Regions from separate parts of the Mus musculus genome. Here regions 1, 2, 3, 5, 6 and 7 are each linked to region 4. A link is a loop called in an ENCODE intact Hi-C map of the cell type or tissue named here. Cell type or tissue: heart. All regions are shown on one strand.

The links. A loop is a pair of places that touch in the nucleus more often than their neighbours do. Peaks named below come from ENCODE experiments on the same cell type or tissue, not always from the same donor. Only the 100,000 strongest peaks of a DNase experiment are listed, where the experiment ranks them.
Region 1: it touches region 4 in a loop (5-fold over the local background); 20 of 42 quality-filtered maps call a loop at or near these places.
Region 2: a loop joins it to region 4, with 3 times the contacts of the local background. A loop is called at or near these places in 6 of 42 quality-filtered maps.
Region 3: a loop joins it to region 4, with 4 times the contacts of the local background. A loop is called at or near these places in 11 of 42 quality-filtered maps.
Region 5: it touches region 4 in a loop (9-fold over the local background); 23 of 42 quality-filtered maps call a loop at or near these places.
Region 6: a loop joins it to region 4, with 2.7 times the contacts of the local background. A loop is called at or near these places in 22 of 42 quality-filtered maps.
Region 7: a loop joins it to region 4, with 8 times the contacts of the local background. A loop is called at or near these places in 14 of 42 quality-filtered maps.

What each region holds. Positions count from the first base shown.
Region 1 is chr9:48,584,583-48,588,582 of GRCm38, reverse strand. It overlaps a transcript of Nnmt not described here. Among named protein-coding and RNA genes, the nearest start is that of Nnmt, 19 kb to the left of the region's middle. In heart, no CTCF peak of the experiment used is centred here; no DNase peak of the experiment used is centred here.
Region 2 is chr9:47,527,298-47,531,297 of GRCm38, reverse strand. It overlaps Cadm1 (cell adhesion molecule 1), which reads right to left and starts at 946. Exons shown (of 11, transcript NM_207675.2): 1 at 793-946. The coding sequence starts at 925. In heart, CTCF peaks have their summits at 1,081 (motif pointing left) and 1,573; DNase peaks (open chromatin) are centred at 307 and 1,017; H3K4me3 peaks cover 2,164 bases; H3K27ac peaks cover 2,096 bases; H3K27me3 peaks cover 938 bases.
Region 3 is chr9:48,557,806-48,561,805 of GRCm38, reverse strand. It overlaps a transcript of Nnmt not described here. Among named protein-coding and RNA genes, the nearest start is that of Nnmt, 45 kb to the left of the region's middle. In heart, a CTCF peak has its summit at 1,800 (motif pointing right); no DNase peak of the experiment used is centred here.
Region 4 is chr9:48,264,618-48,268,617 of GRCm38, reverse strand. Gm51672 (a long non-coding RNA gene) reads left to right here. Exons shown (of 4, transcript XR_003948154.1): 4 at 1-4,000. It also overlaps a transcript of Nxpe4 not described here. Among named protein-coding and RNA genes, the nearest start is that of Gm51672, 17 kb to the left of the region's middle. In heart, a CTCF peak has its summit at 1,790; DNase peaks (open chromatin) are centred at 1,337 and 1,777; H3K4me3 peaks cover 822 bases; H3K27ac peaks cover 596 bases; H3K27me3 peaks cover 722 bases.
Region 5 is chr9:48,352,930-48,356,929 of GRCm38, reverse strand. It overlaps a transcript of Nxpe4 not described here and a transcript of Nxpe2 not described here. Among named protein-coding and RNA genes, the nearest start is that of Nxpe4, 7.1 kb to the left of the region's middle. In heart, no CTCF peak of the experiment used is centred here; DNase peaks (open chromatin) are centred at 1,919, 2,599 and 3,389; H3K27ac peaks cover 1,179 bases.
Region 6 is chr9:48,457,174-48,461,173 of GRCm38, reverse strand. The region is part of intron 4 of Gm39335 (a long non-coding RNA gene); the gene reads right to left. It overlaps Gm39334 (a long non-coding RNA gene), which reads left to right. Exons shown (of 2, transcript XR_870723.3): 1 at 1-907; 2 at 1,519-1,755. Among named protein-coding and RNA genes, the nearest start is that of Gm39334, 2.1 kb to the left of the region's middle. In heart, a CTCF peak has its summit at 2,025 (motif pointing right); no DNase peak of the experiment used is centred here.
Region 7 is chr9:48,616,734-48,620,733 of GRCm38, reverse strand. No RefSeq gene overlaps it. Among named protein-coding and RNA genes, the nearest start is that of Nnmt, 14 kb to the right of the region's middle. In heart, a CTCF peak has its summit at 1,838 (motif pointing right); DNase peaks (open chromatin) are centred at 2,013, 2,413 and 3,023; H3K4me3 peaks cover 470 bases; H3K27ac peaks cover 700 bases; H3K27me3 peaks cover 938 bases.

The sequences.
Region 1 (4,000 bases), 320 kb before region 4:
ATATGCCCCAGTACAGGGGAACAACAGAGCCAAAAAGTGGGAATGGGTGGGTAGGGAAGTGGGGGGGGGTTATGGGGGACTTTTGGGATAGCATTGGAAATGTAATTGAGGAAAATACGTAATAAAAAATATTAAAAATAAAAGATGTTGCTTCTTCCTCCTAAGGAATAATTAGTGGCTCGGAGAAACTGATGTGCAAACAAAATATAACACCAGAAATTAGAGAAGGGCTCGGATGGAGAGATAGTAGTACTGGATGCTTGAGGGAGAAGGGGCCAAAGCCCATAGTGTTTGTTCTGCATCTTGCAGGCCGAATAAGGGTGTGTTTGGTGACTCAGGAGGGAAGAAGAGCCTGAGAGCAGTGTGTACCAAAGCATGAAATGACTTTTGCCTGTCGGAGGCCCACCCTCTACTTGGCTCGATCTTTCAGTAAACCCCAGACCTAAACAAACATTCGGCTTCTGTTTTTGTTTGTTTTTGCCTTTTTCTGAAATAAAATAGACCCACCAAGTCATGAGCAAACACAGACTCAGGGGTCACTCTCGTCCCAGCTTGTAAATGTCTTTGACCTCTGACCACTCGCGCTTGACTTTTTCCATCGGGCTTTCTAAGGGAAACGTTGAAGAGTTTCACCCTAAGCAGACTTGTGTGATGTAGGAGACTGTAGGGCTATGCATAATGCCCTGGGGAAGAACAGAGAGAAAGAAAGCTATTAAAGAGGTGGTTAGCCCATTTAGCGTTATGCAGCCCAGCCTTGGTAATTCCTATCATCTGGCTGTCAAGAGTAATCAAAGGACATGTTCATGATATGGCTTACCAGGCTCCGCTTTGAAGACTGTGACTGCCTCTCTAATTTTAACCTCCGGCCAACTTGGAGATTCGAGGCAACCAGTAAATCATGTAGAGGGGAGAATGTTGGAGATTGAGGACAGAAAATATGATCATCATTAGAGTAGCACACCACTCTCATCAGGCTGGGGACCCTTCTCGAAAACAAGGGCGATAGGCATCTCTCAGGACTGGATTGAAATCAAATGAGATGCCCATAAAGCCATTCCATAGCCTGCTATGCTATATTAGAAATCTGCGGTATAATTAACTCCTTCTAGAACAGCTATTGAAACACAAGTTGCTACATTCATTAGATTTTCTTAACGAACACTTGGAATCCAACCTTATTTAGAGCTAGGCATCCACTCAGAAGATATTTACCATATTCTCATTACATTCTAAAGCTTGTCTCTGGCTTTATGGGCCTTAATCCCTGAGGGAGGGCAGAGGTCATGGAGTCTCACAGCATCTAGAAAGTATGTGGGCTAGTTAGCTTTAATTGTCAAACAGCCTCGAGTCATCCGAGAAGAAAGCCTATATTGAGGGATTGCTTAGATTAGATCAGCCTGTAGGTGTGTATAGGGGGATTGTCTTGATTGTTAATGGATATAAAAGGGCTCAGCCCACTGTGGGGAATACCATTCATTCTCTAGGCATCTATGGTGGTTCTGGGTGGTATAAAAAAGACAGGTGGGCATAAATTACCTAGCAAGCATTCCTCCAGGACTTTTGCTTAAGTTTCTGCCCAGACTTCCATCAGTGTTAGACTGTGACCTGGAAATGTACGCTAAATTAATCTTTTCCTCCTGAGTTGCTTTTGGTTAGAGTGACTTGTGTGTTTGTTTGTTTGTTGCTTTTCTTTCTCAGCAACAAAATAAACCTATAACCGTACACTGTAATAAATAGGTCTTTTGGTGCTCAGGAATTGCCAGCCTGTTCTGACAGAGTCCATCCAAACAAGACATGCCAGGCTTGCCTTACAACTGTGCCTCTTGTTCATAGCTCAGGTCTGTGCAGCTCAACTTTGTTACTAAGACATGTTCAACTTCTATACTGAATTTTGAATACTATAGCAAAGAGAAACACCACTGGGAATGGACTCAGGGGCGCATCCTGCTTCGGATTTTGCAGTAGGAGTAAGAATCTCAGCTTTTTGGTCCTTCCTCTCTTCTTTGCTGGCCAGTTTCATGCACAGTGGAAGCAGATTGTTTGGCCTCTATGAGACCAGCAGAGGGCGCACACGGCTCTTACTAAAGCCTTTCCAAGCCTGAGACCATGTACTCCAAAAGGAATTTAAATAGAAATTAAACCTTCCAAAACAAGAAACCTATTTCCTTTGGACACTCATGAGGTTGCTAGGAAAAGGGGAAGAGATCTCAGCACATTTTTCCTCTAACAAAAAAAATATGTGATTACTTTTACAAATATAAATTTTTTTCCTTTTGGGTTTATACACAAAATGCAAATTTTAGTCACCCTATACAGAGGCTCCAGGCCAGTTTAGTGTGAGAACTGTTGAATATTAGATAATGTGGTTAACTTACCATCATCTCCTATTTCCTGTTTATTTAACAAAGGGACAAGAAGTTTTTGTGCTTTTGCAAATCTTTTAATATTTAAAAAAAAAGTATTTTGGTGGCTTTGGTTGCTGACTAAAAGACTAGGGTCCAGATTCTAATTTTAATTTTAATGGTGTCTGATAAATAAATGGGAAGACTGGGGCTGAATTGCGAACCTTCCACAGACCATTGAGTTAATATATTACCTTTGTTCTGACTTAAGTGTTGAAAACCAGAAAATAGTTTCTTTCCTGTTTAGATACCATCTCTTCCTTTTCAGAGAAAAAAGGCCTTTGGATCTTTAATAAACAGGTAGGTTGGTTTTAGCCAGGTGACTTTATACTCTTGAGGAGCAGGTATGCAGGCAGAATAGCACAGGAAGCAAGGCAGATGGTCCTAGAACAAGCTGTTGGCTGATCGCTCCTTACTGATCAACGAGGAGTCTCTGTCCCCCTTCACTTGTCCCACCTTCTCCAACTTTCTAAGTGCGGCAAAGTTCTGCAGTTGACTATGACCTTTACCCTTGCCAAATCAATATATTGACTTCATCTTTCTAATGTGAGTCAAGACTTGGAAAATGAAAAGCTAAAACCTCTTGTTTAATTGATGACAAGCTGAGACTGGGGTCAAGCCAGAGGACTTCACCTCTGAAAGCCCTGTTTTCCACGGCACAGAATGAAGGGTTGAATTATGTACCCACAAGGTCCAACGTTCTGTGGTTTTATTCATTAAAAACCATGCTTTTGGGAAGAGAATTCTAACACATATACCACCGGAATTAATCTCATCCTTTAAGATTCCAGTAAGGCAGAGAGGGCTGAAGCTCAGTTGGTAGAGTGATTTCCTAGTATACACAAAGCCCTGGGTATCGCATGAAACCTAGTGTGGTGGCTCGTGCCTGGATTTCCAGCACTCAGGTGCTGAGACAGCCGGAGAGCAGAAGTTCAAAGCCATCTTTGGCTACATATGGAATTTGAGTCTATCCTCAGACCTTGTCTCAAAAGAATTTTTTCAAGTGAAATTAGCCCTACCCATCCATCATTCACACAACCAATAATTTCCCTCGGCTTCCAGGGGTTGGGGTTGGGGCTGGGGGTGGTTTGTATTTTTCCTGGTGACCCCTGGATTAGAGATTGCCCTGATGTTTAGTTTGGTAACCATCTCTTTCTGAACTTGGCCTGATCTCTTTCTGTGTATCACACCCCTGAGCCTATGGTCTCCAGGAATCCTACTGGCTACCACATACTATAGGCTTGACCATAGGATGAAAGCAATTTAAACTTGGTGTCTGCACTAGTCATGGTTCTTCACAGGAATAGAGTGAATGGAATGTATGTATAAGAGGGGGTTGGTTAGTTGGCCTTGCATAAGCAGAGACTGGAACATCTCTGACTGAGTCGTCTCAGACGATGACTGTCTCCAGGCTACAAAGCCAAAAAAGCCAGTAGCTGCTCTGGGCAAGAAGCTGGAAGCCTTGGAAAGAGGAGCAATAAGGCAACCCCAGGATGAGCGGAGAAGGCCTCTCTAGCTCAACTTGGGGTTCAAAGGCTGAAGAATCTAGAAGTCTGGTGTCTGTGTGTGACAGTCACAGCAAAACCTGAGCTTGTCCA
Region 2 (4,000 bases), 740 kb after region 4:
ACCTGCGGGCCGCTTGCCCGAAGGACGCGCAGCCGGGAAATCCCGGATCCCCACTCGCGGCAGAGGCCTCGGTGGCGCGGACAACCTGCGGGCTCCAAGAGCCCTCCTGCAGCGGCGGCGACGAGCGGCCGCCCCCGAGCCGGGAACTTTCCCTGCCTGGATTCCAGCCAAGCCGACCCGCAGCCTAGCGGAGGGGGCCGAGGGGCAGCGTTCGGCTGGAGGGAAACACGAGAGGCGTGCAGAGCTCTCGGGCGGGGGACCTGGCTGCAGAGCGCGGGCAAGCCGGGAAGAGGACACGACGGTGGGGATGTCCTGGGGACCCGCGAAGGAGAAAGCTTCGGGGAATGGAGAATCGATCGGGGGGGCGAGCTGGAACGGAGGGGGCGAAAGCTTAGCCCAGGGACACAGGAGGACCTGCAAGTTCCAGGGACGAGAGCGAGTTTCGGAGGGTCCGGAAGGTTCGGGGCGCCTCCGAGGGCTCCCCTTCCCCCCACGCGCTAGCCCCCGGCCCCGAGCCCACTCCACTCAGCACCCCGCGCTACGCCAGGAAGAAGAGGTGTGGGTGCAGCCATCCCTGAGGGCGCCCATCCGCAGCCGGCGGATAGGAGAGAAGGGGCGCCGACCCCTCGGCCCCTTCCATCGCAGCCCCGACTTTCCTTGCCACGCTCCCGCCGCTTTGGATTTAGGAAGTGGGGGAAGGTTGTCATGGAAACGTCCCCCCTTCCATAGCTACGGCTCCTGGGGGTGCCCGGGGGGGTTTTCGGGACCAATCCGCGGGTGCCCACAACCTACCTGTGGGGATCAGTGCCGCGGCCGAAAGGAGCAACAGCAGGAGCCGGAGCCGGAGCCCTGGAGGCGCCGCCGCCGCCGCCACAGCCGCTGCCGCCGCACACTGGGATCCGCTCGGCAGCACAGCACTCGCCATGTCGGGCACCTGCCTCAGACTGGCGGCGGTGGCTGCCTCCCGAGCCCGAGCGGACAGCTAATGAGATGCTAATGAGATGCGCTGGAGGCGGAGTCAGGAGCGACCAATCGTGGCACCTCGAGCCCAACCCGGCTCTCCGAGAACTAGCCCCCTCCCCCACCCCGCCCCCTGGCGCTAGCGTTCGGCCGCGCGCCCGCGCCACCTAGGGGCGGGGCCGAGGGGCGGGGCCTATGCAAATATGTTTACGTTAAAATTCGGCCTCGCTTCCCCGAAGGAGGAGAACCTGTACTGGCCCGCGTCCGGCTCGGTGGCTGGGGAGGGGGTTGCGGCTTCAGGAGGCGGGTCTCTCGCTTTCGTGCACCTTTACTAGGAACCTTTACGCCACTCGCCGCGGCGGACTCCTGGTCGGAGAGTCTGACCGCGAGATTCCTGGGCCGGGGCACTGCGTGGGCATCGGCCTATCGAAGTCATACGTTACAAAATTTCCTTTCCCTCACCTTGCACGAAGGAATAAGATCTTTGGGAAACCCGGGAGTGGAGAGTGCGAATGCAGGTCCCCGGATTGACAAAACAATCTGAGAGAAGTGCATGCGTGCTTTGCACGTCCGGCGGAGCAGGAGAGCCCGCTCAACAGCCTAGCGGCAGACTAGGGGATAGTTGGAAGACTGAAGCTGTGGAGTCGGGGTTCTGGGATTTTCAAGTGGATGTTTGGCTGTAGATTCTGGGGAAAGGTAAATCAAGGTGGGTGTGCTCAGGCTTCCCAGCTTGTTGGAAGTGTCCTTCCCATGTTTAGTAGATTATAGCATATAAGTAATATGGAATATTTAAGATTACACGCACACAAAAGCAAAAAAAAAAAAAATCTACCGGTCAGGGTCGTGGGGAAGGGAATGTAGGGAACCGAGGCAGTGATAGAGTCAGTCGAGTTCCTCTTCCAGGGCTCGGTTCAATTCCCTTCTCTCCTATGCTTCCAGTCCTTTCTAAGGCATCTAGAGACCAACAGGTCCTCACTTTAGTTGTGTCTCAGAGAGGTTCTCCCGCTGACGGGACTTGCATGCATCTCTGGACACACTTCCTCCCTCCCCGAAATTATCTTTGATTTCTTTTCAACAAGGCAGCCGGCTCTCTTGTTTGTCTGCCTTTTAATTACTTATTTTCTTTCCCTCTAGAAGACCGTGTGTGCTCTGACCCTCTGTTGCTCAAGCATCAAATTGAAGGACGAGCCGTATTAAGTGTAAAGGTTTATAATAATTTAAGTATTCATAGAATGCAGAACAATAAGATGTAGGAAATACAATTTGCATAATAAATATCAATATCACAACAGCTAAAACAAACCATGACAAATTATATGTGGCTAAATGACCAAGAGATTACTGAATGTAAATTGCTGAATCTGAACTATAGTCTAGAAGAGCTGTACCAAGCCCTCTGTCCTCATGTTGCAAATAAATTAAAAATAAATAAATAAATATCAAAAGGAAGTTAAGATCGGCCAACCCATCAAATGAGTTACACATTAAAGCAGCCTCATATTATCCATTATGCATAAACTAATTTTCGAAACTGCCCTGTCTCCACATCCCTGGATCTTCTGCTCTGTAATTACAGGCCCCAATGCACGAACTGCAAGCAGTCCTCCAGAAGTGGAGAAAGCTCCAGTAGGCAAATCACAGTATACGAGGCAGAAAACCAACACCATGTGACCGCCAGGATAATGCCCAGTCTGCAAAAGCCAGAAGTGAAACTACCTAGATTAGACGTGATACAAAGCAGATTTCTACCAAAATCAGAATGAAAAACTCAGAGACTGTTTATTCTGACAACAGGACAGGACGGACTGCAAAGTCAGATCCTATATGTCAGCCACAACAGTACAGAGCCGGACACTCAACAATATTCACTATTCTTTATAGTACTGCTACTATAAAGACCTTGAGCTGATATCAAGTTTATAGTTAACAAAGGACTATTGTGACCTTGAGTTCTTATCAAGAAATTCTTGTGCACAATCTTCTTTAGTCTCTGAAACTACCTTCAAAATTGATACTATTTATTTTCCCCATTTTTTTAAATATAGCATGGTTAGAAAAATTAAGCACCAGCCTTTTAAAAAAAATCACAATTTCTAATTGCAGACAGAGAGGCAGAGCCTTCACAACTAACCACGATGCTGCACTGTGCCTCAATAAATATGTGTTAAGTGAAGGAATACATTTCACATCATGATGCATGAATAATAAGCAAAGGAGAGCTGTATTTTTAACATAAGGTGAAAATATGCCAGCAACCCAGAAACGTTTTTTGAAAATAACAGGATTGCAGCAGACTCCTAAGGAAAAGCATTGCTCCTGAGGCTGAGGCTCCAAGAGAATCTAGCCAGGCCCGAGTCCTCCCACTCTCAGCACGCAGTATGGGGGACATTGGAAGATGTGGAGTGTTTTCGTCTCCCTTCATTCTCTTGGCACATCAAATGAACACCTACTCAAATTTCCAGTTGGCAAAGAACAACATGGGACATTTCTATAGGAAATGCCAATGCTGTGTGGCTTACCTCACTGGAAGAATGCAAACGCCTTTAAAAATTTCCTCAGAAATGCCACCTGCCATGGAGAAGTTGAGGAAGTTAGCCCATCCAGTTTTACCAGGTATGGAAACTGAGGACTGATAGCCTCTTCTTCCACACCAGGATCTTCCTGAGAACCAGAGGTGAGACTCCTGGACAGAGCAAGCTGTTGTTCCTCTATCCCCTAACCGTACTCCCCTTCCACCCCCTCCCCACTTTCACACCAAAGATGTCACCAAGCATTTTAACATATGGAACATGTGAGGAGCGCATCAAATTCCCACAGCCGCTAAGTACAAGTTATGACTAGCCTGGCTTTCTCATAGTAAAGCGCGTCATTTTCTGCTCCGCGGACTAGAACTCATCGCCAGGAACAACTTCCAGCATTTTCCCCTCGCTACATGGATTGAACCAATTTTAAAAACCAGATGGTGTTTTTGCCATTTATAACTGATAATCAATTGTTTTGTGAATTTAATTTTTTTTTCAAGAAAGAACTGAAATACTTA
Region 3 (4,000 bases), 290 kb before region 4:
ACTCAAGAAAAAAAATGGACACTCTGAAATGGGCTCATATCTACAAAGGAAATTTAATCAATAGACAACAGACTATGTTACGAAAGAGTCCATTGGTGAATTCTACCAAATTTAAAGAGGAAATTTTACCAAATGTCCTAAATACTTTCCCAGAAGCCAGAAGCAGAGGGGAAAGTTCCTCATGTGCTCTATCATCCATCATCACCTTAGTAGCAGAGCCAGACAAAGGCCTTACACAAATATAAAACTATTAACCATGGTCAGCCATGGAAGACAGATGTAAAAACCACATTTTGAAAAACGAAAGCCAACAACAACAACAAAAAAAGATTATGTACCATGGCCAAATGAGATTTATCCCAGTTATGCAAAGCTGCTTCAACATTTATACATCAGTCCATCATATCAACAGGGGAAAGGGGAAAAGAGTCATATCACCATATTAATAGATTCATAGCAAATGGATAATGAGAAAAACTTTTAGCAGATAGGACTAGAGGAAAAGGTCTTTAACTTGATCCTGTCTATAAAAACCCTACAGATTAATATCTTACTTAATGGCGAGAAACTAGCCTTGTTCACACTACAGTGTGAATACCACGTAGGCATCCAAATGTGAAGAAAGCAGTCGTGATACAATTCCTTGGCTCTTTCTAAATGTAACCTGAAGTAGATCTCAGAGCAAATGTAAAACTACAATGCAACACAAGAGGAAGTCTGGGTGACCTTGAATTTGCCTTGACGGAAGTGACATAGAACGCACCGATGACGGGAGCAACCTGTGTGACCACTCCATTCATTTCGAGATCTCACATGGCTCTTTGTTCTTCTCTCTCCAAAGCATGGCAAACTCCATTCTCCTTTCTTGTGTATCCAGGGGCCTGGAAGTCCTGCCTATACCTTCTGCCCAGCAACTGGCCCATGGCTTTCTTTACTGATAAATCAAGAACAGATTGGGGAATAGGACTTTAGCATCAGAGCTGCACCCTACAATGGGGGACCCTTAGAACTCAACAAGAAGAAGCAACCCAATTAAAAATGAGCCAAGGGGCTTAAGCTGTCGATCCTCAAAGAGCACAGATGACAGCAAATAACTAGAAAGGATGCTCCACACTATGTCATTGGGAAATGAAAACTAGAACAGCAGTGAGCAGAGCCCAAATCCAGAACCTAGGACCCCACTGGCATACAAGGTGGATGGATGGCAGTGAGCATTCTCTGTCGGAGCTGGCAGGCATGAGAGGGCCAAGTCATTTACAAGAGAATCAGCAAGCTACAACTACTCTTAGCAGGTGAGTAGTGCCAGCAACTGCACTCTGGCCTTTACCCCATGAGGAAAACGAGTATCCATATAAAATTCTGCACATGGGTGTTTATGGCACTTTTTTTTTTTTATCATTTCCTACACTTGGAAGTAACCAGGGTATTCCTCAGTAGATCACTAGATAAAGACATTTTAGTATTTCTGGGTAATGGGGGAAAACTAAAACATATACTACTGTTTTTGGGTGTAGATTACAGGTAAAGCACTTGCTTAGCACGTTTGAGACCTGGTGTTTAATACACACCCCCAACACACAAACCACACACAACCACACACACACACACAAACACACACACACACACACACACACACACACACACACACACACACACACCATATATAAATTACTAAATTGAAGACACTAATCGGAAAAGGCTATATCCTATATAATTCCAAATATTTATGTTTCTAGAGAAGGTAAAGTATGGTTGCTTTCTCCCTCTGCCTTGGAGATGTCTTTCCCCAAGTGGCCACAAGATGGCTGCCAGTAGCTTTCGGTAATCAGGCACACTTTCACCTACTGAAGATGAAAGGTCCCTAGATTGGTTTGTAAGGAAGAATAAGGACACTCTCTTCCAGAATCCTGAGAAAACATGTTTGTCATCTACATTCGTGGGTCCTGTGCTTTTCCTTCATCAGCCACAAGTAGGAGGGCTGTGCCAGTTGCTCATTTCTAGACCTGAGTGTGGAGTCAGCCTTCATGAAGACTTCCCTCTGTCTCACAAATCTCAGAGGCCAGAGAGATGGCTCAGCAGGTGAAGAATGGTCCCACCAAGGCTGATGGCCTGGATTTAATCCCTGAGACATACATTGTCCTCTGACCTCCATATGCTTGCTGTGGCCCATGTGTCTTCCCATCACCTAGCCCCAAATAAATAAATGTCTCTTTCTATAATTAAAGAAACTGTCCAAGAAAAGTATCCCCAGTTTCTTTCTGTTTTGCATGGTCCACTCCCCTCACCACCTGCCAAGAAACGTATGTAGCAGATGTGCAGCTCAGTCTTCATATGGTCTTCCTGTGCGTCCCCCAACAACTGGAGAGTAGCGGGGGATTGTCCCTAAATCTGTTGCCTATCTGTGGAATCATGTCCTCTAACTGAGCAGCCTTGTCTGGGCTCAATGGGAGAGGATGCGTCTAGTCCCGCAGAAACTTGATGTGCCAGAGTGGGGTGATACCCAGGAGGAGCCTCCCCCTTCTCAGGGGAGGAGGGAAGGGGTTGGGGGACTGTGCGAGGTGGGGACCAAGAGGAGGGGGGCTGCGATCGTGATGTAAAATAAATAATTAAGTAATTAAATAAAGTAAAACATCCCTGTTAAAATTTATAGTATGAAATCTAAAGGTGGCAATATTTTCTAATCCAGAGAGCTCCCAAATAATTGGGTCAGAGGCCAATTTATAGTATGAAATTTAAAGGTCGCAATATTTTCTAATCCAGATAGTTCCCAAATAATTGGGTCAGAGGCCTATTGATTTATAAACAATAATAACAACAAAAAAGTCCCACTGTGTGAGGGAGGGAAGGACAGTCATTGTAATCAGGATGCTGAATTGAGGAACTGGGTGTCTCGTGTTCAGATCAGCACACTTCCTCTGGAGAGAATCACTTCCTCTTTTCCTTTCTCTGACCTTACAGGACGAGACTTAGAGGTAAAGAGGCAAAAGTGTAGGGGAAGTCCAACCCTGTCTAGTTCTGGAGATGTGCTTATTGTCTGCTTGCCTCTAGGAGCTGACAGGTGCACCTCCTGTGAAGGACCAGTGCGCATGCGTAGAGTTCCTATGTCTTTTTCTTCCTCTGTCAAAAGTAAGCCATCTGATTAAGGCTGCCTACTGATGATGTGCTTTGGTCTCTCCAAATGGCAACTCCAGCTAAAAAGAACTTATGTCTTGGGCTAGCAAGACGGCCTCATGACTAAAGACATGCCTGCTGCCAAGACTGATATCCTGAGTCCAGTCCCTGGGACCCACATAATGAAAGTAGAAAACCAATTCCCTCAAAACACACACATACACACCCCACCACCACCACCACCACCACACAGTTGAGGAGAAAAATACCAGGGGTTGGGGAGAATGATTTGAAAATATTAATTTAAAAAAGGGAAAGAAAAGAAAAGAAAAGAAAAGAAAAAAAAAGAAAAGAAAAGAAGGAAGAAGAAGGAGGAGGAGGAGGAGGTGGTCATGTCTTGAGTCTGCCCCTACTCTACTGGCTCTTCACTTTGCCCCATTGCTTTCACCCACCCATACCTTAGCCCCGGAATGATCTTTGTGTCCACTGCTGTACTGTCACTCTCAGGTGACAACTGTGACATGATGATCATCACTCAAATTTGAAGTTCTAGTCCTAAGGTTTCATTTACTTATCTTATTTCATTCTTATCTCTCCTCTTCCATATCTTTTTTATTTCATCTTTTAAAGTTTTAGCCTAGGTTGGCTTCAAATTCATGGTGATCTTCCTGCCTCAGGCCCTGAACATGTTCACCTTTCTGTTTTTCAAGACAAAATACTATTTTAATAGCCTCTCTTAAAAAGTGTGTCTGAGCCAAGCACCAAGGCACATATTTCAATCCCAGCATTCAGAAGGCAGGGGCAGGGGCAGGGGCAGGGGCAGGGGCAGGGGCAGGGGCAGGGGCAGGGGAGGCAGAGGAGGCAGAGGAGGCAGAGGAGGCAGAGGAGG
Region 4 (4,000 bases):
TGGGATTGTACCACAGAGCCAGGAAGCTTGCTGGTCTCCCTGCCCTGTGAGAACACAGAGAGAAAGCACTGACTATAAGGAGCCAGACAATGAATGTGGTAGCATCTATGATCTCAGACTTCTCAGGCTCCAGAACTGTGAGAAGTAAACTTCTTATTGTGTGTAAGCTTCCCAGCCTCTGGTGCTTTGTTACAGCAGCCCTAACAGGTTAAAAAAAAAAAAAAACCCAAAAACCTAAAACAAAAAGACCACTAAGATAAGAAGTGGCAGGCACTCTCAGGACTATTTCATACATTTGTGGTAAAAACAGGAAACAAAGAGATTCAGAAGTCCCTTAAGCATTCAAGCCAAGACAGAGAGAATATGGATGACTAGAGAAGAGTCCAGTCTGCCAACATCCAGCACCAACAGAAGGCTCACTTGGCACCAGCATCCTTTTCATTTTCATTTTTCCTGTCCCTCATATGAAATTCCTTCCTCCTGCTCTCTCTCCTCCTGTGAACAGAGAGAGCTTTATAACAATCAAGACCATTTCCAGGCCAAGACAACCAATTAAAAGTAACACTTCTCTAAAACTGCAAACAGTCCCCTCTCCAACGCAAACTTTTTAATCAAGGAGGCTGCCTTCCACATCCTTTCCTAATAGAGCTTGGCCTCCATCCACCAACATTAATCACTCCAAGATGGCCCGAGAACCTATGTAATGTCACCGCCTAATTCTTTTATTAAAGGTCGTTGGTCTTTGACTGAGAAGATGTGTTTTGTCTCCCATCCCCAGCCATCTGCCCCACAGTCTGAGTCTAAAGACGTCTATTCTCTCATCAAGGACAGTTGGAGACCTCTGCTGAGCCCCTTGTCTTTGAAACCTCTCTAAAGTCCCAAGACGCTTTGAAATGCAGCACATTTTGGCCAAGGCGCTTGAATGTAGCAGAAGTCTCCAAAAGACACATTCAGCTCTGGAACCTGACTTTTCCACTTTCTTTGGTAGGGGTTGGAATATGAAAACACCGCACTTTGCAAACTAGCATTTTTGGGGAAGGTATTCAATTTGCGATTGTCCCCGGGAAAGCACTATCCTGAGCTATAGCCAGGATATACAGCCAGGAACTGTTTTCTCACTGGCCAAACTTTGGAGACTGGTAAGTACAAAGGACTTTGCCGCTAAGGATCGTAAACAACGGAGTTGATGAAAGTTTGTTGAGCAATAATGTCTGACCCAGGAACACGGTGCAATACAGTTTGGAGCTACCAGGCATGTCCGGGGACGCTGGAGGGAGAAGAACGGTTCAGAGAGCAGTGGCTCCTGAGGACCGCCCAGTGGATGTTCTAATGGGTGGAGAGGAGCTTTCCACGTGACGTCCCTGAGCTGCTCATGGAATGGGACTGTGGTGGGAAGCCTCAGGCTGGACCAGTGTGCTCGGCAGAGCTTGCCAGTCAAGTGTACAAGGGACGCGTGTGCACGTGTGTGAGCGCGCCTGGGCAGGTTAGCGTGGTGTGTGGTTCGTAACAGATTCTTTGGAGCTTCTCTCTGTGCACATATCCCATGCAGTCTGCAAAGCAATGAGGCTTATTTAACATTCACTGTGGGACAAATAAGAGAAAATTAAAAGAGCAATTTTAGGAGGGAATAATTGTTTTCCATACACTATAATTACAACTGCCTGTAAATGCCGCTATCATAAACGAATCTGCCGTTTAGAGTTCTCTTAAATTCTTTCCGTAATGAACACGCTCTGAAGGCGGGAGACCTCGGCGGCGCTCCAGTTGGGGATGCTGGGCCTGCACTGACCCCTGGCGTCTGCCTTGGGCAGAGATCTCCCACCGCAGGCACAAAGCCTGGTACCCAGCTGGGCGAACTCCCTTGTCCTTTTCTGTCCTTGGCTTTACAAACATCCCGGAGACCCTTGGGACAGGAGTAAATCTTAGAATCTCTGACTTCCAAGGTCTCCTGAGGCGATTTTTATAATATTTGCGTCGACATTGTTTCTCCTCTCTGGCTCTCTTCCTCAGCAAACAGCACCTTTCAATTGCCACTCAAAAACCTAAAGGTCATTTCTGATCATCCCTTCTTTCCTACCATAGGGGTGAGCAAGCCAGGACCCCTCAGACACCGAGACTTGGTGACGGTGTGCCTCCGATGGATCTCTCCATCCATCCCGGAGAGACACCAGCCACCACCACCCTCCCTGGATAGTACACATCAGCCTCTGAGTGACTTTCTTGCTTGAGACTTAGTGTCTCCAGGGATCTTCCACTTTTTAACTTACGAAATTTATTCCTCAAGTAACCTTTGATGAACCAGAAAGACTGCTGTTAATTACTTTTAATAAGTCATGGTGTGAACTTGGCACAATCACTTGGGCAATCTTCCTCTTTGTTAGGGTTGGGGCAAGAACAGGGCTTTTCTATCTTTTCTTTTTAAGGCTTTCCATTATCAATTCCCTTAGTGCCCCGCCCTTTCCCTTTGTTTCCAGAGAAATCTCTTAGACCAAATAAACTCGATGATTAAAATAAAATTATTTCCTGCTTTTCATGAAAGACAGAGCTGACTGATAATTGGGGCATCTGGTCAGGAGAAGATAACCAACATTATCATAAAGAATGAACATAATCCCAGCCAAAGGCAGAGCAACAGTCCGATAGTTTATCTAGCCAGTGCAGTCTTATCAAGACAAAATCTAGCATCTCTGTTAGCTTTTCAAAAAATTGAGAAAAGCACATAGCTTCAGATTTCGGCTATCCTAGATCCTCTGTGATAGTCTGAAGGAAGTGACTCTTGGGGTTTAAACTGCTCTGGGATTCTAAGTGTCAGCCGCACTCACACGCTGCAGTATTCTTGGCATTCTCTCGGTGAGCATAGCCCTTCTTCCTTAATTGCACCTGGTCCATAAATAAATATTCCATCTCCAATGCCAGCTCTAATTAATTAAAATTGGGAGGAGTTCACCATGCCACTTGCAAATTGAGCATATATGTGTAAAGATCTCAGAACAAATTAATTTCACATAGATTTAATGATTGATTACTTAATGCATGCTAATTAAATGTTTGGGGGAGGGGACAAAGAGTCTAATTAGTATTAATTTTTACATTGCCAAGTTCTACTTCCAATTTCTCTTTTTCCTTTTTTGGCCACTCGTTATCTGAACACTGCCACTTTCCTTTGATGTTATGCTCTGTTCTTTGTCTTTCCTCTTCCTTCTTTACTGAAAGGCTTATCATTCCTCTCAGGTATAGGGCTGTGTTCTTGAAGCAAGCAGTCACGTTCCACTTGCTCATTCTCTTTCTCCACATTGCAAATCTGGGTTCTTAAAGAATAAGGATACGACTTCTTCCCAGTTAATCAATTAACATCAATTGCTCTCTTTTCTCTGTCTCCTCCCCTTCCTTCTTCCCTCTCCTTTTCTCCAAAACTAGGTATACAGTTCTTAATGGTCTCATAAGCAGAAGTAGAGGGAAGGGGACCAGAGTGAATTTAAGAATGACTAGGAAAAAATTGAACCATGTAGACTCTGTTAGATATTAGTGTTAACATTAATATTATATTTGGGTATTAGAGTGGAAATTTCTGATTTCTTTAACAACTCAGAAATGTGTCACCTGAGGCTTTTCTGGAAGCTGTCTTGTGAGAGGGCATGTGATGGTTTCTGAAAACAGACAGGTGAGAGGGTGCGTGATAGAAAGAGTATAAGTAGGACCCTACAAACAGTGAGAGGAGGCTCTTGCATTGCTACGCTGTGCAGTGCTTCGCTGGTCTTCAGTGGTCTTCGTTAGTCTTCACTTCACAGAGAGAAATGCGTCAAAGAACTTCTTGTGGTATTCTGGCTGATTCGAACTGCTTCCACAGGCTCATGCCCATTCAGTGGAGCCTTGCTGTTTCTGTTGGATTGTGCAACCTCTTCTGGTTCATGTTTGGTGTTTGCTATTGAACTGGACAGCTGGTATCCTGACAATGAAGAGTAGAATTGCCCCCAAGGAACTGCTTCTACATAAGTTCACA
Region 5 (4,000 bases), 88 kb before region 4:
GAACCAGTAAATGTTACTATGTAGCCTTTTAGATAGCAAAGGCATGTGCTTCTATGCCTGTAAGTAAAATAGTTTGAAATTTCTTTTTCCATGTAATTTTGTAATGTTTTAATCCATACTCCTAAGAACACTGTGTGGAAGGGTGGAATCCTCGGGCCACAGAAGAGTTCTGGGTACCAAATCAACAGAACATTCAAGACCTCATCTTTGCATCCACCATAATATCGTTCTGCTGACTTTAATAAGTATATGATTCCCATTTACAAGTCAATCCCTGTCCCCAAATTTACAGCCAGAATAAATCTTTCTCATTTAAACCTTGTTCTCAGACCAAAGTAGAACAGACCGTAAGGACAGTCTTAGCTGTCGACTATTTTTCAGAGTGGGTTAGCTTCAAGAACACATGCTTTCTTTTCTTTATAAATTGTTTTTTTTTAAGTATATGAGTTTTTGCCTACATACACACATGCATACCATGTGTGTACCTGCTGCCCACAGAGGACAGTGGAGAGTGTTGGTTCCTCTGGAACTGGAGTTACAGATAGTTGTAAGAGCTATATGTGTGTGTGAGAAACTGAGCCAGGGTCCTCTGTTAGAATAGCAAGTGCTTTTTGCCTAGGAGCCCCTACATGTATGTCCTTTACAGCTTAATTTTCTGAAAAATCTATTCTGTTTCCACTTCCCAGGAAGATCCATGCATCCCACTTGAGCCCTCCTTGTTTCTTAGCCTCTGTGGGCCTGTGGATTGTAGCATGACTATCCTTTACTTAACAGGCAATATCCACTCATAGTGAATACATATCATGTTTGTTTTTCTGAGTCTGGATTACCTTACTCAGGATGATTTTTTTCTAGCTCCATCCATTTTCCCACAAATTTCATAATGTCATTTTTTAAAACAGCTGAGCAATATTCCATTGTGCAAATGTATCACCTTTTCTTTATCCATTCTCTGTTGAGGAACATCTAGGTGGTTTCTTGTTTCTAGCTATTATGAATAAAGCTACTATGAACATAGTTGAGCAAGTATCCTTGTGGTAGGATAGAGCATCCTGTGTGTATATATACCCAGGTGTGCTATAGCTCGGTCTTGAGATAGATACCCAGTTTTCTAAGAACCTCCCATATTAATTTCCATAGCTGCTGCACAAGTTTGCATTCCCACCAACAGTGGAGGAGTGTTCCCCCTTGCTTCACATCTTCGATAGCATAATCTGTCACTTGTGTTTTTGATCATAGCTATTCTGACAGGTGTAAGATGGAATCTCAAAGTTGTTTTGATTCACATTTCCCTGATGGCGAAGGATGATGAACATTTTTTTCATTTTTTAAAAGATATTTGAGATTCCTGAGGGCTGGTGGGGATGGGAACAGGAGGGGTCAGGTGGGAGGGGAGGGGAAGTGAGGGAGAGGGTACTGGGAGATACAACCCTGATTGGGGAGCATTTGAAGAATGATATAGAAAACTATTATATTGGAAATTTCCTGGAATCTACAAGAGTGACCCTAGCAAAGTCTCCTTGTAATGGGGGATACAGAACCCAAATTGTCCATCTTCCATAACTAGGCTCCCAGCAGTAGGGATGACATTACCCAGTCACAAAACCTTCGACCTACATTCTGTCCTGACTTCAGGATGTGCTAGGGTAATGGTGGCACAGAATTTGTGAGGGAGGCCAACAAATGACTGGTCCAACTTGAGGCCCATATCATGACCTGGCCTGGATGGCCAGGAACCAGAAGCTGGATAGTCCAGAGACCCACAAAAGAATCAAACAAGACTGGCAGAGCAAAGTAAATGAAATGACTCCTAACCGTATTCTGCTATACTCGTAGACTTACCAATTGGACTTAACCCAATTGTCATCACAGAGGCTTCATCCAGCAACAGATGGGAGCAGATGCAGAGACCACAGCCAAACACTAGGTGGAGCCAGGGAACCCTGCAGAACAGGAGAAGGAAGGATTGTAAGGAGCCAAAGGCACCATGAGGCCAAGGCCCCACAGAAACAACTTAACAGAACTTAGTAGGGGCTCACAGAGACTGAAACGACAGTCACAGAGCCTGTCTGAGTCTGATCCAGGGTCCTCTGCATATATTTTATGGTAGTGTAGCTTGGTCTTCTTGTGGGAATTTTAAGAGTGAGGGTGAGGGCTATCTCTGGAACCCTGTTCTTGGAATCCTTTCCCTCCTACTGAATTGCCTCATCCAGCCTTGATATGAAGACCTGTGCCTCACCTTATTGTAACTTTTTATGCCATGTTCAGTTGATATTCTTGAAAGGCCTGCCCCCCCCCACCTCCCTCTAATGAGTGGATCTTGGGGGAGAGAGAGGTAAGTGAGGACCTAAGTGGAGGGAGGGCAAACTGCTGTCAGGATGTAGTGTATGAGAAAAAATTTTAAATTAATTAAAAATAAAAGCTTTATTTTCTTCCCAGGGATCCTGTCTTCCTAACACATTTTGTTTAATTTGAAATGAGCCCCGAAGGGCTACGGATAGCTGTCCCAAGCTGTCCCAAGTAGTAATGTGAACCCATCTGGACAAGCTGGTAGTTTTGTCTGACCTCTCAGAAACCAAGGTAACAGGCCAACTATGTAACTGGAAACCCCCAGCAGTAAGCACAGCTGGAACACAGCTGACTCAGGGCTGCAGGGAGCAGGAAGCCTATGTAGTGGCTGCACAGTGGGTAAAGATAATCAGGCTACGTTTTCTTGCATATATTCTCCATGGCTTATGTTTAATGACATCGGTAGCAGGGCAGGTGATCTGAGCCTAGAGATAAATACTCTCAGAGTTCTCAACATGGCCCTCCAGGACGCATCTACAAACCAGAAGATTGTTAGACAGATAAAGGTTGCTTGATGCCTTCCACATCACTCATCCTTATTGACTTCTCGCTGGAACTTAAATTTTAAAGGAATCCTTAAAATCTAAGTGAGGCTCATTGAGAGTATGGGAGCTTTAGAGACTTACTTGGCCCATAAAGATACTGTACCTACCTATAGCCTCTTCTATGTCATCTTCTCTGAGTTCACAGGAGAGCCTGGGACTGCACTAGACTCCAGAAAGCCTCCTGCTGTGATCAGGCCTCCGGGAGGGAAGGGGCCAGACCCTCCCAGGACCTTTTGCCTATGCTAGGGATTGGAGCGAACACTGTGATTCCCAAGCACTTATGAATACCCTCCATGACTGGGGAAACAGAGCAGGAAAAGAGCTGTTTCCTTTGAAGTGAGCCCCAGGATATGGTATATGAGAGACTTTTAAAAATTAATTCATAAATTAAAAATAAAAGCATTATCTTCTTCCCAGGGATCCTGTCTTCCTAACACATTTTGTTTTGTTTGAAATGAGCCCCAAAGGACTATGGCAAGCTGTCGGGACCGACAGGAAACCAGGCTGGGGAGAGGCAGGAAACTGGCTTGCCTAACATTGAAGTTTGGGGGGAGTGATATTGTTTCCCAGAAAGATCTTTCTACTTGCAAATGTCCATAGAAAACAGATGCAAAGCATGTGCTTGGTGGCATACTGACAGGATATGTAAATGGAGGACATGACCATTCCAAGGTATGGCTCAGGGGAAGGGTTTTTTTATTGTAGATAAGAGGGAGTGTACTGCCAGGGCCTCTGTGAAAGTTCAGAGCAGGGAAAGAAAGTAGTAGACTGACTATGGCTTTGAGGGAGAAGGAGAGGGAGAGGGAGAGTGAGAAGGAGAGGGAGGGAGGGGGAGAGGGAGGAAGAGTGAAGAGGGAGGGGGAGGGGGAAGGAGGAGAGAGAGGAAGAAAGGAAGGCAAAAGGGAGGACTAAGAGTGGAGAGCAGGCCAAGAGGAATGCATAGCAGAAATGGCAGGGTTCTGTAGGAGTGGGAAGCTGGGGAAAGAGAAGCCCATGAACAGGGCAAGTTTAGGGCTGGGGAAAGAGAAGCCCATGAACAGGGCAAGTTTAGGGTAGAGGGCAGAGTGAGAAGCGCTGAGAAGACAACCTGGGTGGGGGCAGCAAAC
Region 6 (4,000 bases), 190 kb before region 4:
GCTGGCCTCGAGCTCAGAAATCCGCCTGCCTCTGCCTCCCGAGTGCTGGGATTAAAGGCGTGCAACACCACTGCCCAACTATATTCTTCTTTTGAAGAACCTAACTTTGCTGGTTGTTCTAGAAGTGGAGTGCTCAGGTCTCTGGCCTCACTGCACTCACCGACTTAAGATTCTGGCAGACATTGTGCACATGCTACGGTGCTGAGGTAATGGCTCCTGGTGCGGGGCTGAGGAAGCTGTGAAGAAGGCAGAGTCACAGAAAACAGTGGTGTTAAGTAGCAAAGGGTATGCCGTATTCCGGAGACCATCGGGGCATCTGCTGATGGAACATGATGAGTGAGGGAAGGGAGACCCCAGATTCTGCTGAAGAGTAAGTGTTTACTGAGAGGGTGGGTGGGTCTAGCCTGTAGTATGTGTTTGCCGAGAGGGTGAATGGGCCTTGCCTGCTACAGCTGTGATTCTGTCAGGTCCTTATAAACAAAAGGGAACAAAACCTCTACATGATGATGATGAATAAGGGGATGGTGCCCAATCTGGTCAGTTGAAGCTCTATAGTGTCTCACTTGGGTATCCAGACTTGAAGCCATGTTATTCCAGGCAAACACACAGGGGCCTGCTGTGTGGTTCAGGATACTGACTAGTCTATATTGGGAGTCCTTAGAGTTACCGTGTGTGTGTGTGTGTGTGTGTGTGTGTGTGTGTGTGTGTGTGTGTGTGTGTGTATGCGTGTGCACTGGCTATATCACACGTATGTTGAGGCCAGAGGTTGACATCAATGCCTTCCTCAGTTGCTCTCCACTTAGTTTTCTGACAAGGTCTCTCACTGAACCCGGAGCTTCCTGAGTTGCCGGCTGCCCAGTGGTCCACAGAAGTCCACAGGTTCTGTCTTCCCAGTCCTGGGATTCAGGTACACAACACTGTGTGCACCCTGAGCCTCTCCCAGCCTTCTGTTTGCATGGCAGGCTCTTTACTGACTAAACTCTGTCTCCAGACCTTGAAGACCTGTCTTGATATTAAGTAAATTTTTCCCCTATTAGTCTCCTCAGAGTTAATAGAGTGAAGATTGGAAAAAGCTCAGATTTGAGTGGGATCCTTCAGGAAAGTGTAAAGGGACTGAGGGCTGACAGGGGCAGAGGTTGCAGGAGTGCAGATGAGTAATGACATTGTAAAGCTTTGCATGTAAGCTTTCTTCTCTCTTCTTTTCTTTTCTTAAATTTTATTTATTTGTGTGTGTGTGTGTGTGCAAGTGTGCACACGTGCATGCTTGTGCACCACACCTGTCATTGTGTGAGTGTGAAGGTCTGGGGACAGTTTGCAGCATTTCTTTCCACCCTGTAGGTCCTGGGGACTGAGCTGACATCTTCAGATGTTTAGGATTTACCTGTATTTACCAGGTTTTTAGACCTGGTCTTTCATTTACAGAAGAGAAGGGTATTTATTTAAACGTTTAAAATACTTTTCATATGTGTGAATGCTTTGCCTTAGTGTATATCTGTGCACCATGTGTGTGTATATTAGGTGCCTGTGAAGGCCAGAAGCTGCAGTCACAGGCTGTTGTGAGCTGCCCTGTGGGAGCCGAAGCTAGATCTTCTGGAGGAGTCGCCTGTGCGCTCAACCGCTGACCCATCTCTCTTGCCACCTACAAGTCTTATTTTTGAACATTGAAACACAATATGGCATGACTTATGCATATAAAATATCCCTCAAGTATGTGTTCATTGTAATTTTTAAAAATAAAAAAATAGATTATGTATATGGGTAGTTTGCCTGTATGTGTTTATCTGAGTGAGATGTGTGTGCCTGGTGCCTGAGCCGGGCAGAAGAGGATGTCAGAATTCCCCAGGAACTGGATGGAGTTCCAGGCAGTTGTAAGATGCCATATAGATGTCGGATTCAAACCCGAGTACTCTGAAAGAGCAGCAAGTGCTTGTACCACTGAGACATCTCTCTAGTCCCTCATGATTGGTTTTTAACATTTATTTTATTTTTATTTATGTGTTCTCTATATTTGGGTCATGTGAGTGCAGGTGCATATGAAGGCCAGAAGAGGGCGCTAGATCCCCTGGAGCTTGGGTTATAGGTAGTTGTAAGCCACATGATCTTATTGCTAAGAATCAAACTCAGGTCCTCTGGGAGAGCAGCAAGCACTTTGGGACTGTCTCACTAGCTCTGGCTGACCTGGAACTTCTTATGTAGACCAACCTGGCTTTGAACTCACAGAGATGCTCATGCCTCAGCCTCCTGAGTGCTGGGATTAAACTAATATACCACCGTGCCTGGCTTATGATATACTTGTGACAGTGAAGTAAAGATAGCTTAGTGGGCTGCACAAACAAGACCTGAGTTCGAATCCCTGGCACCTACATAAAAAAGCTAGATGTGGCTGAAAACACTGTAATTCCAGCACTCTTTGGAGCAGGGACATGTTCATTGGGACTTGTAAATATATGTATATATATTTGTGGTCACACAAATCTAAAAAATTTTCCAGTAGTGTTTTATTTGTATGAACTCTTAAAAATTCTCCTTAAGATGAGTGTCATTTTGTAGATTGTATTTTGGTGTTAAGATATATAGGTTTGCTAAATCTATTCTCCCTCCCTCTCTTTCTTATAACAGAGCTGCATTAGACTTCCCACGCATAGTCTTTATGCAGGTAATTTTTATGACAGTTATTGAATAAATTTGTTGCTTGTAGCTTGAAACAACAAAATGTACTTAGATGAATAAAAAGTACCTTTATTGAAATCCCCGCAGTGAAAATAATTTTGAAACTGCAATTTGAAGCTCTATTCTGTTCCTCCCTTTTCCTATTATAGTCTTGATTTTAGTGTCTCTATTTGAAAGCCCAAGGCTCCCTGGTTCTGTAATCATCCTGGGATTATAGCCTGTGATTTGGTGTTTTTATCAGTGATTTGGTGTTAATTTTGACTAGCACTAGCATTGTGCAAGGGAGCACATTTCCTTGTCCTTCCATGAACAATCATAGAAAATAGTCAAAAATAATTTTTTGGCAATTTAAGAGGAGGTACAGATTTTTTTTTCAATTTTATCCATTTCTTCACTTAAAAACTTTGGCTTTTTAAAAAAAATACACTTCCTGTGTATAATTGCCACTCTTCACGAATGTTTTTGTCTTTATTTTCTGTTATAGAAGCAGTGCATCTTTTTAAAGTATATAAAACCCTATCGATATATTTAGGATTCTATCATCCCTTCTTGCAAACACTCCCCCAGTGTACCATCCGCCTCTTAACTGTAACTTAGCCTTTTCCTTTACACGTTGGAGATTTTCACTCCTATGTATGTGTCTGTGTGAGTGTGTGCTTCTGTGTGTTCATGTACCCGAGGAGTTGTGACCTGCCTGGCCTGACAGGGACTGGACTCAAGCTTGGGTTCTTTGGAAGAACAGCAAGGGCCTTCCCTGCTGAGCCAGCTCTGCAGCCCCTGGCTTTGTTGTTTTTTTGGTTTTTGTTTATTGTCTTGTCACCTCCCACCTGTCTCTCGGTCTCACTGTCAAGGGCAAAAGTCTCTTGCTTTTCTCCTTCCATGTAGACTCTTCTTTTATTACGAGGCACAGGCGATCTTACCGTGATGCCGGATGTGGCTTGTAGAATTGACCTGGAGGGTGAAGGGTATGAGTTCTGGCCTTGGCTGGTTCCGTTACGTCACTGAACATCCCATCCGGTCAGACAAGTTTGGAATACTCGGTGACTCTGGAATAGCTTCTTCCTTCCTTCCTTTCTTTCTTTCTTTCTTTCTTTCTTTCTTTCTTTCTTTCTTTCTTTCTTTCTTTCTTTCTTTCTTTCTTTCTTTCTTTCTTTCTTCCTTCCTTCCTTCCTTCCTTCCTTCCTTCCTTCCTTCCTTCCTTCCTTCCTTCCTTCCTTCCTTCCTCCCTCCCTCCCTCTCTCTCTCTCTCTCTCTCTCTTTCTTTCTTTCTTTTTTTAAGTTTATTATTTTGTTTTATGTGTATGGGTGTTTTGCTTCTGTATATGTCTGT
Region 7 (4,000 bases), 350 kb before region 4:
TAAAACCCTACAAATTCCAGGCAGACGCTGTACCACCAGGCAGATGCTGTACCACCAACCATGTCCCCAGCCCTCTCCTCTGTCATGTTTGCCTTTGAAAGAGGCTTTCACTACGTTGTCCAGGCTGACTTTGAACTCCCTCCCTCACCCAGAAAGGCATGACAGAGTCACACACGTGCACATGGATACTGTTATGACGCTTGCCTTCCTGTTGTTCTAGGAGGACTCTTGTCAAAGAAGCACACTGTGTGCCTGCTGTGTAAGGCTCTGCCCTCATTCTAGTTGGGTGGGGAAGATACAGCAGATAATAACAAATAAAGACCAATGCTTTTATGGGATAATCCTTGAAAAAGAATAAGCAGAGTTGTACCACAGGGGATAACAGAGGCTGGGGAAGGCTGGAAACTGGAAACTGGTAGAAACACATCAGAACGTAAGATCCCATAGGCAAATGACATGAGTACAGGGTCTATATACCTGGCGCTGAGCCCAAGCCTCATTCTGCAGAAGAACTCCTTGGACAGGAATTGCTTCTGGAACTCAGGTGTGCTGGCTCACGCCTGCAAGCCCACCCCTGAGGAAGCCGAGAGAGGAGGATTTCCATGATTTTAAAGCCTGTTCCTGGGCTACACGACAAATACCAGACCAACCTGGGTTATGGTGTCAGTGTCCAAAGACGGCAGGGAGGGGCCCTAGAGAAATGGCTCAGCAGTTGAGAGTGTTTTCTGTTCTTGTGGATGACCTGGGTTCAGACACCCACATTAAACAGCTCATGACTACCTGTAACTCCAGTTCCAGAGGACCTAATACCACCTTCTGGCCTCTACAGATACCGGGTACACATGTAGTGCAAATAAACTCATGAAAACACACACACACACATACACACACACACACACACACACACACACACACACACAGAGAGAGAGAGAGAGAGAGAGAGAGAGAGAGAGAAAGAGAGAGAGAGAGAGAGAGAAAGAGAGAGAGAGAGAGAGAAATTTTGAAAAGAAAAAAATGCTTCTCTAGGCAGGATCTATAGGCAGAATGGAGCTGCTCACAGGATGGACCAGTCTGAGGCTCCCACAGAGAAGTTGCCTTTTAACTTGTCAGCCTTCCCTTCTTCCCCTCAGGTCACCCCTTGAATATCTGTCTCTAATTGTGAATACTGGCCTGTAAGGGGCTTTTTCTTCTGGTCATAACAGAATGCTGCCTGGATGTTGCCCTGTAGCCATGACAACCAGAGCAGTATAATACAGAAGTAGCCAGATCTCTGGGGGGATGATCATGGCACCACCTCCTAGGGAGGGTCAGAAGATGCTCCCCTGTATTTCAGCCCTCACTCCCTTCCCTAGCCCCAAGGGAACTTGGGGGATGCTAAAGAATATGGAAGTGAAAGGTTGATCAAAGGCAGGACTCCACGATGCAGCCTCCATGAGGTCAATACCCATGATGGGTTGGGTCTTTTGTGGTGATATGTCTGTTTGGAGCCACCTACTCTCCTGTAAGTAACCCATTACCTGTGCTCTGCAGGAAAGGCCAAAACAAACAAACAACCAAACAACCAAACCAAATCAAATCAAATCAAACCAAACAAACAACCCCCCCCCCCAAAAAAAAAGAAAAAAAAGAAAGAAAACCCAACAACACTGAGCTCACCAAGCTGGATTTTGGGAAATCATATTTTGACCTTGCGCTGGTGCCTTTCTGGAGTGCCTGGACATGGGTTTACATTTTTCCAGGAAAAGCTATTAAGACACAAAGCCCTTGGGAGGCTACAGGATGACTCTCAGACCAGTGGGATCAGATCGGGAGTTTTCTTGGTTTTTCTTTCTTTGGGCACAAGGGGGCAGCAGAGCTCTGAATTTAGCAGGCTTCAGGATCAACATGGCCAGGAAGAGTCTTCCTCCCCGCTTCCTTTGCCAGACCACTCACTCCTTGCTTAATGCCTCTTGTCCTCCTAGATCCCAAGCCCTGAATGGGATAATCAGGAAGAGGAAGGGTGCAGGCAGCACAGAAATGCGCCCTTCACTCCAGCATGCGCAGTAGTGACTTCCCCTGCCTCCACAGCGGGGGCCCAGGACACTTCATCTCCCTCTGGGAGGGACGAGATACCAGAGCACAGTCACACCAGATGACCTTTGCAAGAGAAAGTTTTTTCAGCCCTCAAACCTCCCGAAGACCAGAGATTTGGGGCAAGCCAAGCCCAGTGGGCAAGGCATACCCAGGCCATTCTATTCTGCAATCATTAAGGCCAGAGCAAGTATGCTGTCCTTTGTGAGGGATGGAAAGCCTAGTGGTGGCTGGTGATGGGAGGGTTCAGGCAAGGAGCCAGGCAGTGTGAGCAAGAGCTTAAAGTCAAGAAACCATGTGGGCGCTGAGAGAGTTCCAGTTCAAAGAGGCAAGCCCTTAGTGTTGCAACCAAGAATAGACTCGTGCCCCCACGAGCTGGCTAAGCGCCTCTTTGGCCAGTTGAAAGCGCTTTCCAAACAACTTGGTACATTTCCATGCGTGCTTTTGGAAAGCTGACTCTGCAGGCAAGGGGCAGCAGGGATTGGAGGCAGGGAAGGAGAATTGGAGGCCAGGAAATGGATTTTAAAGCGGTCTTTTTCCTTGCGTGGGTGGTGGATCCATTTCTCTGTGCCCAGATAAGCATTTCTTCTGCAAACTGTGAACCAATAGACCAACACTGATGAAGGTGGCTGAACTGATTAGACATGCCTGTACCTCACCCAAACTTAACACGGTTTTTAGAAGCAAAAACTGCAATCGGAAAAAAAAATGCTTAATTAGGGTCCATCAAAATTAGGTTTCTGATGGAGTCAATCTGAGTAGGCAGACAGGCCAAAGGAAATTCTTGCAACAGATACAAACCAGTGGCCGATCCTGGCTAGAAGAGACAGAGAAGGTTTGCAGTTCCAGCAACAACAAGATAAGCAAAGACCAAAAGGACTGAAGGTGTGGCTGGGAAGTTAACAGAGGAGATTTCCACAGCAAGTGAGAATGGATTTTTGGCAGAGAGTATTTAACTTTTTCTTTACTTGTGAGAAGGGACTGGAGGGGGGTGGAGGCCAGAGCAGCTCCCAGCCTCCTTGTCCTAAGGGATCAGTGGATGGCCTTGCTTGGGCCAGATTCTGCAACCTTCTGATCCATCCCCATTTTTCTCTCCTTTTCTAATGCCCCAACTCTGGGATCCTGGCTGATCAAAGAGCCATACAAGAGAAGAAATCTGAGTGTCGAATGGCCACAGGCTGCCTCCCAAACCTCCACCCACTCACTGGGGGGGGGGGGGGAGAGAACACAAATGAGCATTTATTTTGTGAAGCCTGTGATCTGTGATCTTCAAGGCTCATCACATTGTTTAGCTTAACTCACTGACATGCAGGCTTAGCTGCAGTCAAATTTCTCAGAGAAAAGCAAAAAGCATTAAAGTGTATGTAGAATAGAGGCTGGGGAAGTGTAGTGACATAGCAGCTGGTAGGGATATGCTCCCTGTGCCCTGGACCATCCGCTGCCCAACCCTACTTGTCCTTGGGGTCGCAGATGAAATGTCATGGAATCAATGGCACATACTCCAGGAGCAGGTCATGAATGCTGCAGTACACTTGTCTGAATGATGCCGCAAGCTCCTTTAATACCCTCCACCCATGCCCCATTGGTCCCAAGAAAGCATCTCTTTCAAACAGCAGTTCTCAATTGGCTGGCATTGTTTGCATCAGCAATCCTTGGTCTCTCAGGTTTCAATTAGGTCCTCCTGTAAGAGTTGCCTTTGCAGCTGCGCGCGCGCGCGCACACACACACACACACACACACACACACACACACACACACACACACACCCCCTTGTTTATACAGAGGCAGCCACCTCCATTCCTTCTACAGGGACATTGACTGGGGTGGTCTGACTGGGTCAATCTGGTGGCTATATTAGGGCTTAACACTTCCTGTCCCGTTAACCTGTCTCACGTAAATGCCTATTTGGGTCCGTGCAGAGGAGACATAG